3 separate regions of the Homo sapiens genome follow, and all the other regions are linked to region 3. A link is a contact called in ENCODE Hi-C or POLR2A ChIA-PET data. All regions are on one chromosome and are shown on one strand. Each heading gives the region's core, a stretch centred on a gene start or an enhancer-like site at or near the end of the contact. The rest is flanking DNA. Distances are from core to core; before and after follow the strand shown. Region 1 overlaps LOC105374524 (a long non-coding RNA gene). Region 2 overlaps LOC105374524 (a long non-coding RNA gene). Region 3 overlaps LOC105374524 (a long non-coding RNA gene).

Region 1 (3,373 bases), core at 594-3,093, 43 kb after region 3:
CCACTGCACTCCAGCCTGGGCAACAGAGCAAGACTCCGTCTCAAAAAAAAAAAAAAAAATAGGTAGAGATAGACACCCAAGAGGGGAAGGCCTTATGAAGATAGAGGCAGAGACTGAAGTGATGCAGCTACAGCACGAGGAACACCAGGAAACTGTTGCACAGCTGCCACAAACACTAACAGCGAGGCATGCAATGGGTTTCTCCTTCAGAACCTTCAAAAGGAACTAACAGTGCTGACATCTTCATTTTGGACTTCTGGCCTTTAGCCCTGTGAAAGAATAAATTTTGGTTGTTTGAAACCACCCAGTTTGTGGTAATTTATTATGGCTGTCCTAGGAAACTAATACACACATTCAAAATGAATTTAACACCTCCCTCAAACCAAGGCAAAATTCTTACCTTCCTGTTCTATTTCTCTCCTGTGTCCAATGCCCTCCCACGTTCGGTGAAATCATCTAGACTTTTACTTTCAGTTTATTATAACTGTGTGTTGTGTCTTCATATTTTTACAAATCATTCTTTAACAATTGTTTTAAGATTAACAGCCAATATATCAATAATAATTTAGACAGTTGTAAGACCTACAAATATCTTATTCGCTAATGTTCCTTGAATCCTACGTCTTTTTTCTACTAGGAAGCTTTAAAATAGAAAGCAAATGACAGGGCCCTAACAATTGGGTTTACAGGGTGTGCTGGTGCTACACCTCCTGTAATCTATGCAGTACATAGCATAAGTTTATACATGTGAAATATAATTCATATAGGTAAATGTTACCATAATTATTATTAACTTTATCATCATCATTACATTTAAGACAACATGACATAAACAGTTGCAAACCTTCACATGGCAAGAATAGGTGAAAAGTGTAGATTAAAAGGTGTCATTTTTGTGTGTGTGTAATCACTTTTTGCTTTTTTACTTTTCAGTCCTTTTCCTACGTATCTCTCCCTCTACTTAAAGACTTAGTGTGAATGTCAATTACTCAAGCCTGAATTAAAAGAGGTGAGAAATCTTTCTATTTATCATGTTTATGATTTTCATACAACACATCTACAGAGCCTAGGAGCATTAAAGGAAATGCAGTCACCTTTGATTTTCTGTCCAATTATTTGCATACTTTTTGGAGAAAAGTGACAGAAATCAGCACTTTTTAAAATGTATATTCATTAACTTCCAAATGAAATTGCTCTAACTGCCCAGAATAGTGTTTGGGATCTTCCATCGGCAACACTGACAACTGTCTTATATTTCATGGAATTATTTAAAGTGAGTTCCTGACTCACATCCATATTTTGCCAGCCATTCATTCATTCAACAAAGATCTTTGATCACATGCCCTGTGATGGGACCCGTTTTGGGCATAGATATTCCTGAAAGTGAAGAAAACAGATAAAATCCCAGCTTGCATGGAGTTTTCATCAGGATTTTACTGACCAGGATCAGGATCAGGATTTTACTGACCATACACAAAGCAAATGAATATGCAAGTTCAGGTAATGATAAATGTCACAAATAAATTAACACTGAGAGAGACAGTGTGAAGCTACAATACTTTGATAGGATTTGATAATACCCTGTAAATAACTGTTTTTCAGTGGGTGCTTTACTTATTTGTTTGCTTTTCTGGCTTACTTTTAAGTTGACACAGGACAGGAAAACTCCAGTCATCCTCAAGGGAAAAGAGGTCCTGAAAAGAGGAAACAAGGAGAGACCTCACGGAGTCAAAACAGGTGTTCACAGGCATTGAATACGGAAAATGACTCAAGCTGCTTAGGATGAGACGCATGGTCAGAATGGTTCAGCACAAGGGATATATAACACCCTGAGGATTAAAACAAAGGTAGTGTCTAGAATGTTGCTGAATATGACAAAGAACTTTTAGATTAGAACTCCAGGAATGAAGAAGATGAAGAAAAACAGACCTCATGATTATCAGCTAAGGCCACTCCTAGCTCAATCATGTGTAGTCAGTGACTATACATACCATCAGTAAAATAAATAAATATTATATCTATTTAATTGTTCTATAATCTGCTCATTCTTCTTATTCATGTGGCTTATCAGAAAAAAATTGCTATAATCTTTAAAATTCCTATAATTAGACGGATTTCCCATATTATTTAATTTCCTTTGAGAAAATATATTTAAATCTAAGCTTTTTGAATTAGCTATTGCTTTAATCAAACTCCCAAGCTATTGCTTAAATTGACAAACATATATTAAAGGGAAAAAACAAAAGAGAGAGTGGGAAGGTGGACATGCCGGGACGCAGGATCCATTTTAGCAGCCAAGGAGCAACATTAGCGAGTGTCAGTGACCAAGAACCCACATAAGCAAAGATGAGGGCTCCGACAGAAGGAAGGCAATAGGAGCTATATTTACTCTATTGGACATTTTGCCAGGAGGATTTTTACAGTGTTGTACATTTTCATCATCCATCTCTTACACTTTGATGTTCATTAACTCATTTTTAAAATGAGCCCAGAGGTTTCAGTGGCTTTGGTTTTGCTATTTAAAATGGGCAATGGTGTGCTGAACAGATGGACTCACTCTAGACTATACAGAATGCATGAAATAGTCACTTTGGGAGTAAAAGACCCTTTTTGTTCCTCATACCAACACGATCTCCTTATAACTTCAGCACATCTAAATGCTTGATATTTTATGCACATCCCATTTAGATAGAGCTCCTAAATAAAAACTCTCAGCATTTTCTCTTTTGCTCATCTTATTGGCATTACTGTAAAACTTGGTTCATTCTCATTCCATGGAAGCAGCAGATTTTTATATTGATTTGATGGGTATGAAGTGAAGATAAATCTTGATGTCCATGTTGTTCTTTCATTGGGATGGAAAGCTATTGACACTGCAGGAATCAGGTATCCATATGCCTTTTAGGAAAAGAAAAAGTGCCCCAATCCCTTGCACAGCACTTTTTTTTTTTCTCAGTGTACAGATATCCCGTAAGGTATGCCTCTCCAAAATGGAATTGGCTTCCTTCTTAAAACTTGCAGACAAGATTTACTCGAACCCACTGTTTCTCTATTCAGGTCCATAATAAGATGGTCTACAAGTACAGTAAATCCACAATATTTGCAAGTGAAGATGGGTAGTCTCACACTTAACCATATAATTTTTTCTCAAAGTTTCTTTGCAAAGTTTCTTTTGGGAACTTGGGACATTTTCTCATGAGTCTATCATTCTTCTTTGGCAAACTCTGTTAGCTTTCTCTATTGGTACATGGGATGATGTGGTGAGCAAGTGGAGGCTGAAGCCCTCCAATCCCATAACCACCAGAATAAATTTTAACTCATGTGTTCTATTTGTTTACATATTCTTCCAGAATTCCACAGCAAAAAATGAATT
Region 2 (3,763 bases), core at 1,158-3,657, 39 kb before region 3:
TTTGCAATACTCAAGTCTACATCAAATTTCCTTTTTCAATGACTTAGAATAAGTTTTTTTTAAAATTTGAGGTACATGCCTTATTATTCCCAGGTGAGAGCTGGTTGAGGGCCTTTATTACTAATTTTTCTTCTAGAGGATACCTCACACTTGCTTGTGCTTCAATAAATGTTTATTGGATCACTAGGGGCAGTAATAATCATGATGATAATAACAATTAACTATTACAGTGGATGCCTGTCTTGTTTGTGGATCTACAACATCTTTTTCAACACTCTAAGTTTGGAGTTCCTTATATTATAGATTCTATTTTCTTTTCTTTTTTTTTTTCCTTTGAGACAGAGTCTTGCTCTGTTGCCCAGGACGGAGTGCAATGGAGTGATCTCGGCTCACTGCAACCTCCACCACGTGGGTTCAAGAGATTCTCCTGCCTCAGCCTCCTGAGTTGCTGGGATTATAGGCACTTGCCACCATGCCTGGCTAATTTTTGTATTTTTAGTAGAGACACGGTTTTGCCATGTTGGCCAGGCTCGTCTTGAACTCCTGACCTCAGGTGATCCACCCACCTCGGCCTCCCAAAGTGCTGGGATTACAGGCATGAGCCACCATGCCTGGCCTTAGATTCTGTTTTCTCAAAATAAAAGAATAAACTCATCCACCTTCTCTTATAGCCAGTGCACCACCAATCAGAGGCCTCAAAGACCTAGTGATGGAGAAAGGAAGGGCCTGAGAGCTCCTTCTTCTCTAATACAGCAATAAGGCCAAGTTCCTCAGAAATGACAAGTTTCCAAGAATAGAGCATTGGCATCTAATGTTCAATGGTGGGGTCCACAGTTTTCTTGCTTTTCTTATCAGATCAGCTCCTGAAAGATTAGCAGTTACTCTGGTTCCCCAGCACGCCTAATGATTCTGTGGGCTACTCAATATATTTTCAATAAACTCTCTTTCTTAGTAAGCCAGAGTCAGATTTTGTTGCTTGCAATATAGAACCTTGGCTGATGCAGGAATAATAATCACTGCTTTATTTCATTGAGTAGTTGATAAGTCTATTACATGGACTTAACTTTCCAAATGTAACAGAAAATATATAATTTATAAGTCTGAAAAGGCATTACGGTCAATATATAATTGACTAGTCTAAAAAGACAAAGATTGCAAATTAAGTCACATTTGTTTATCTCTTGTTCAGGTTTCCACATATGAATACCTGACACTCTCACAGTTCAGAAGGACAGCATGAAGTAATGGCTAACACATTCCTTTTTGTTGTAAAGTAAATCGTCATTCCTCAAGGGAACAGTGGTGATCACTATCCACCACGTGTACCTGGGTGTCACTGAATTCTTTGATTTGTCAGCTCACATTCCTAATCTTTAAGGTCACGGTGCCCTGCTCTTGGCACATCTTAGATTGGTAAAAGGAAACATTCACATGCCAAAGTTCAGACAGCATGACTGGGAAAATCATCCCTCTTACCCAGAGGGACTGTGTCCCTGGAAAAGTACTGAATTATGCACAACTATTAAAAACTCTCTTTGAATTGCCCAACATGAATCTCATTCAATGTTCACAAGTCTCTGCGGTAGGCATGGGTAGGGTCATCCTCACTGTACAGATGAGACTCAGAAAGGTAAAATCAAGGTCATGATTACATAGCTCAATGTCAATAGAACTAGGATTTAATTTCATACTGATCTAATTCAACAGCTCTTATTTTCCTGCTGAAAATGCTTTCTTGCAAGGAAGCTCTCCCCTATGAAGTATTTCTGAATACTCTTCTCTGTCTCCTTCCCAGATCCTATTGAGCACATTCTCCTTTAAGCCCTGCATATGCTGGGGCTGTAATAGACAGAACACTTTACCAAATGCCTCTGTTTACAAGCACACCTTCCTATCTGAACTCTTAAGTTACAGAGAGCACAGTTTATACTTTATTCATCTTTGTTTTCCATGTTCCTAGTGTAGTACATGGATTATAATTGTTGCTTGATAAATATTTATTACACGAATGGATGGGTGAATAAAAGCAGAGGGAAAACATCCATTTTGTATCGGTAACCATAAAATATTCACTTAGCATTCCCCAACGGCACACTACTCACAGGCTGACACTGCCCCTTAAACCAGAATGAACTCACTGTGGCCCACTTCAGAAAAAATAACTATGCTCTCCTAGATCATTACTCATAAACTCCAATGTCTCAAAACACTCCATTGCAGCTGGCATGCCTGGCAACTATCTGTGGCCCTTCACAGTACTGCACACATGGCCATTTCATTACTGACAAGGGGGCTGTGGAGCCACACAACCACAGCTTTGTGTGAAGGATGAAGTGGCAACTCGTGCTGCTGAGAGGTCCTCCCCTATCAAGAAGGGGCGGGACTTGTTGATAAGGAACCCTGACTATAGTCACTGACAGGGTGAGTCAAGGAACTTTTCAAAGCATGTGAGTCACTTACCTGCATTCAGTGGTGCCTGGGCTCTGGGGATTGGCATGGAACCAGCAATGTATGCTATGGCCATTCAGGAGATTAAAAGCTGCAGCCATGGTGATTACATGGAATTAAAAACAAATGCAGAAGTGGCCATGGAATCTGATTGCATTCCACTTGGTGTAAGCCAGTTTGCAATTTTTTCTTTCTTTTTTTTTCTTTTCTTTTTCTTTCTTTTTTTGAGACAGAGTGTTAGAGTCTTGCTTTGTCACACAGGCTGGAGTGCAGCAGTGTGATCTTGGCTCACCACAACCTCCACCTCCTGGGTTCAAGTGATTCTCCTGCCTCAGCCTCCCAAGTAGCTAGTATTACCAGATTACAGGCTAGCGTCACCATGCCCGGCTAATTTCTGTATTTTTAGTAGAGATGGGGTTTCCCCATGTTGGCCAGGCTGGTTTCAAATTCCTGATCTCAGGTGATCCGCCTGCCTCAGCCTCCCAAAGTGCTGGGATTACAGGCGTGAGCCACCATGCCCGGCCCAGTTTGTAATCTTGAGGGCAAGAAAAAAAAAATATATATATATATATATTTTTTATTCCTTTTTTTAAAGGAGATGGCAATTTGGGGGAAATAGTTCAAGAGCTTTGGATTCTGGAAGTATGGAGTCTAATGTTGACTTTCTCTCTCATTAGTTGTTGACTTTGGGAAAGTTTCTTTGACACTCAGATTTCTCTTCTGCAAAATGAATATTATAAGCCCTTCCCCTAAGTCTGCTAGAAAGGATTAAATAAGATGATATGTATGAAGTATCTGCTGCATTATAGGAACTCAGTGCATCTTGGATTTTATGCTTTATTTCTTTCTTTTTTTTTTTTTTCTTTTTTATTTTTTATTTTTATTGATCATTCTTGGGTGTTTCTCGCAGAGGGGGATTTGGCAGGGTCATAGGACAATAGTGGAGGGAAGGTCAGCAGATAAACAAGTGAACAAAGGTCTCTGGTTTTCCTAGGCAGAGGACCCTGCGGCCTTCCGCAGTGTTTGTGTCCCTGGGTACTTAAGATTAGGGAGTGGTGATGACTCTTAACCAGCATGCTGCCTTCAAGCATCTGTTTAACAAAGCACATCTTGCACCGCCCTTAATCCATTTAACCCTGAGTGGACACAGCACATGTTTCAGAGAGCACAGGGTTGGGGATAAGGTCACAGATCAACAGGATCCCAAGGCAGAAGAATTTTTCTTAGTACAGAACAAAATGAAAAGTCTCCCATGTCTACTTCTATCCACACAGACCCGGCAACCATCCGATTTGCTTTATTTCTTTCTTATCTA
Region 3 (3,658 bases), core at 717-3,216:
GTAATAGTCAATCATATGGGATTGATTAAATAAATTATAAGCATGAATACTCCCACCAATAAAAATTGGATTGTATCATAAATCATGATGGGGTAGATATCCAAAAAATAAATTTTAGGAAAATAAAACAGGTTATTAAAATTCTCGAAGAAAATGCTTGAAAATGCCAACAGTGATTAAGTCTGGGTGGTGGGATAAGATGATTATAGATTGGTTAATTTCCCTTGTCTCAGTTTGTTTTGTGCTGCTGTAACAGAATACCTGAGACTAGGTAATTTACAAAGTACAGAAATGTATTTCTCATAGGTCTGGAAGTGGAAAAGTCCAAGATCAAGGTACCAACAGGTTTGGTTTCTGGTGAGGGCCTGGTCTCTGCCTCCAAGATGGCACCTTGAATGCTGTCTCCTTCAGAGGTGGAGCAATGCTGCTTCTCACATTGGTGAAGAGTGGAAGGGAGAGAGCCCACTCTCAAAAACCATTTTATTGTGGCATTAATCAATTCACGCAGGCAAAGCTCGCAAGACCTAAACACCTCCCATTAAGCCCCCTCTCCCAACATTGTGGCCTTAATGATTAGGCTCTCAACACATGAGTTTTGGAGGGGACAAACATTAAAACCATAGCATTCCCTTCTGAATTTTTCTGTACTTTCTAAATATCTCAAGAAAAGTATCCATTAGTTCCGAATCCACTAAAGCCAATTAATTACAAACAAGATTAAAGAAGAAAGGAAATTCACAATCACTACAAAAATAATTAAAAGAAAGTAACAGCAGATTATATAACAGGATATATACTTAGGCTAAAATATGAACCATTATTTCAGTTAAATCTTCATATTTTCTATGGTCTTAGAACAATAGACTTTATTTTGAAGACATATAGGGAATATCCTCTGGTTATTGCCTAACCTTTCTTGACCCAAGATCACCTAGACAGAAAATGATTTGACGACATACTTGTTCCAAAGGCCATGCCTATTTATCTACACTGCACTATGTCTGTATTTATGTCTTCAAAATAGTCTCGAAGATGATGGGAGACATGAGAAGAACTTTCCATTCCCTCTGTTTCATTTTACTCTGCAGTGCCCTTCAATCCCTTCCAACTATACTGAGTCTGTACTTCTGCTACAACTGCTTATGCATAATTGTTCTCACAGACGCTGGGCCCCTTGAAGCTGGAGAAATAGTCTAAATCAGTCTCTGGTATCTCTGAGGCCTAGAGCAGTGCCCAGCCTATCAGTAGCATATAAATGTTTGTAGAATTTATTGAATTGCTGCATTTTCTCCCACATTTCCTCTACGTGTCAGAAGTGTCAGTGTTGCTAAATTCTTCAACTCTGAATTTCAAGAGAACCCCAGAGCCATGTTGCTCATTTCCCAATGGACACCTTTATCTTGTACTAACATTTCAAGAATTGCCTTGCTTTCTGGCTTTTTTTCTTGTTTAGAAAATTCTGGCAATGAGTTACTTTAGAAAGCAGCCCAACCTCTGACAAAGTCTTCTGTTTTCTGACCTGTAACAGAAACTAACTCTCAACAAAAGAGCAATTCTCCACCTGCAGGCCTAAGCACGGAACTTTAATGTAAATGACAATTGCAGGAGCCCTTAGAAAGGAGATGGGGAGGAGGGTGAGGTCATGTGACAAGATTTCTACTCTGTGTCAGCCCTTTTCTTTGGCATTTAGATGAGTTGAATGACAGGTAAAGCTTAGGGCTTAGGCTGCCAGGAACAAAAAAAAAGTGGGTAAATTTAATCATTTGCTCTAGTCTTTAAATATCCTGTACAGCTTTCAGGCACAAAGCAATCTTCCTACAGAGAAACAAACCCAGGATGTGGTTACAACGTACTGTTCTACCTCTTTGTGTTAAAGTGCCTTAATGATCAGGAAAAAAAAAAAAGATTTGCATGAAGGCTTTTTATGGAAAGCACTTAACACAATGGTTACGCAAGACAAACGTCAGCACAAGTGGATATAACTGATATGATGAGTCATCCTATGTGGTTTAAAGCCACCACAAGTGAATGTCTTTTAATTCAGCCTACATAAGCCCAGAACATCTTTTATAGGACTTTGAGGGTATCTATGGCATTGACAAGATACAATTAGCTCCTTGACTGAATCGTAAGATTGAAGGACAGTCTGATTTAAAAATGATTAAGGTGAGTGGCATATGGATGCCAAAGCTTCTTCTGAAATCAGCCTTGGTGATTTGTTTTTCTCTCCAGGTATAATGTCATAACACACACACAGACACACACACACACATACATACACTCAAACGCATAGTGACATCACCTTAAGATCTGAGTAATGTAGGCAGGATAGAAATATAATTGGCCACAATATTGTCTCATGTAAGCACATTAGTGATGCTTACTTAATCTTTTGGCATCCAGTCATTCTCTGGAGTAAGAAGTAAGGCTTTCTGTTTTAATTTCGTGACTCGAATTTGGAAACAATCTTTGCTCTTCGAAGAAAGGTACAATATAAGATTTTATTATTATACTGATTACATATTTGATAATTACCTGGTCTTATTGTCACTAGTATGGCTGTCATTACACATTGATTATAGCATTTCTTTCTGTTGACATCAAACAGGACCTCAGAATTCTTCTCAGCAAAGTGCCTGAAGAAAACACGGTAAATCAACTGGAATGACCATGTGAAATAAAGTCTACCTACTTCTCATTCACAGCACATATCAGACAACCTAATAATCAAGGTTATGATTTTCAGATATCCACTTTATCCAAATGAACATTTGGTAACATTAGGTTCTGCAACAGCAATTAATACAGGGACTCATTTAAAATTGCTGCTACCTTGTCTTTCTGATATTTTAATGGGTTGTCTTCAGTTCATACATTCTTTTTATTTCCCATTTCTTATAGAGCCCAGTTATAAGGCCCATTGTAGTATAATCAATAAAAAACTGTTGACTGATCAATTAATAATGTGATGATTTGTCTAAAAGCTGCATTGGTAGAAAGGAAATAATTTTGTACTAAGAGTGAAAACATTTGAGTTCTATTCTTTATATCTGCAAGTAACCATGGTTGGAAAACGTGTTTCAACTTCTCTAAAACTCAGTTTCCTCATTTCTTAAAATAGGGCAATAAACTGGATATTTTCTAAGGCTTCTCCCATTAGAAAATACAGTAATTATTCTGAGATATGTGCATGAATAGGTATCTCATTTATTTTAAAGTAAATAAGGTACCATAAATATCTATTTTCAAAGATAAAACTCTTCTTTATCTTTCCATTTCCATTCTCCCCATCTCCAACACTTATTTTCTCAATTTACTTGGAGCGTACAATATTTAGGTAGGGTGTGGCTCTGAGAAATAGTAAAAACATCCCCTCCCACACACATCCCGTAAAACACACACATATGCACTCACATTAGTGAGAGGACCAATGAAGGAATTCCCTTGAGTTACTGATTTCTGCAAATTTGACTCAGTTTTATTCACTACCAAAAGGAGCTATTGGAAACCTTGTAATCTCACTGAACTCGCATTCAAGGAAAATCTCTCTATTTCTCAATAGTTCTTACCATTTTTGCATATGCTATTCACTTTGAAAAAACTTTCTCCAGGAAAATTCCTATGACTTCTAGACTGAGCCAAAATGCCAGCTCCTCAT

What was found. A loop is a pair of places that touch in the nucleus more often than their neighbours do. ChIA-PET counts read pairs that join two places held with the same protein, here RNA polymerase II (POLR2A). Pooled maps may share reads with other maps.
Region 1: a map of PC-9 shows a loop between it and region 3 (5-fold over the local background). The contact joins two enhancer-like sites. A Hi-C loop is called at or near these places in 7 of 168 maps with a recorded cell type or tissue (CD4-positive, alpha-beta memory T cell, CD8-positive, alpha-beta T cell, PC-9 and 3 more), 2 of 37 single-sample maps with no recorded cell type and 13 of 50 pooled maps. POLR2A ChIA-PET finds 5 or more read pairs at or near these places in 3 of 52 experiments (GM12878, T-cell and activated CD4-positive, alpha-beta T cell).
Region 2: a loop to region 3 is called in a map of PC-9, with 8 times the contacts of the local background. The contact joins two enhancer-like sites. A Hi-C loop is called at or near these places in 1 of 168 maps with a recorded cell type or tissue (PC-9) and 7 of 50 pooled maps. POLR2A ChIA-PET finds 5 or more read pairs at or near these places in 2 of 52 experiments (IMR-90 and MCF 10A).

What each region holds. Positions count from the first base shown.
Region 1 is chr4:23,289,266-23,292,638 of GRCh38, reverse strand. All of the region lies in intron 13 of LOC105374524 (a long non-coding RNA gene), which reads right to left. Among named protein-coding and RNA genes, the nearest start is that of PPARGC1A-AS1, 480 kb to the left of the region's middle. Within about 2 kb of position 1,843, at least 2 of the 41 ENCODE cell types and tissues checked have a DNase peak (open chromatin) inside an H3K27ac peak, as active enhancers do; they include PC-9, where a contact is called at or near this core.
Region 2 is chr4:23,372,100-23,375,862 of GRCh38, reverse strand. All of the region lies in intron 17 of LOC105374524 (a long non-coding RNA gene), which reads right to left. All of the region lies in intron 2 of LOC105374523 (a long non-coding RNA gene), which reads left to right. Among named protein-coding and RNA genes, the nearest start is that of PPARGC1A-AS1, 400 kb to the left of the region's middle. RefSeq lists a silencer at 2,403-2,697. Within about 2 kb of position 2,407, at least 7 of the 41 ENCODE cell types and tissues checked have a DNase peak (open chromatin) inside an H3K27ac peak, as active enhancers do.
Region 3 is chr4:23,332,404-23,336,061 of GRCh38, reverse strand. It overlaps LOC105374524 (a long non-coding RNA gene), which reads right to left. Exons shown (of 19, transcript XR_007058437.1): 15 at 3,570-3,658; 16 at 2,536-2,636. The region is part of intron 2 of LOC105374523 (a long non-coding RNA gene); the gene reads left to right. Among named protein-coding and RNA genes, the nearest start is that of PPARGC1A-AS1, 430 kb to the left of the region's middle. RefSeq lists enhancers at 1,527-1,756, 1,817-1,866. Within about 2 kb of position 1,966, at least 4 of the 41 ENCODE cell types and tissues checked have a DNase peak (open chromatin) inside an H3K27ac peak, as active enhancers do; they include PC-9, where a contact is called at or near this core.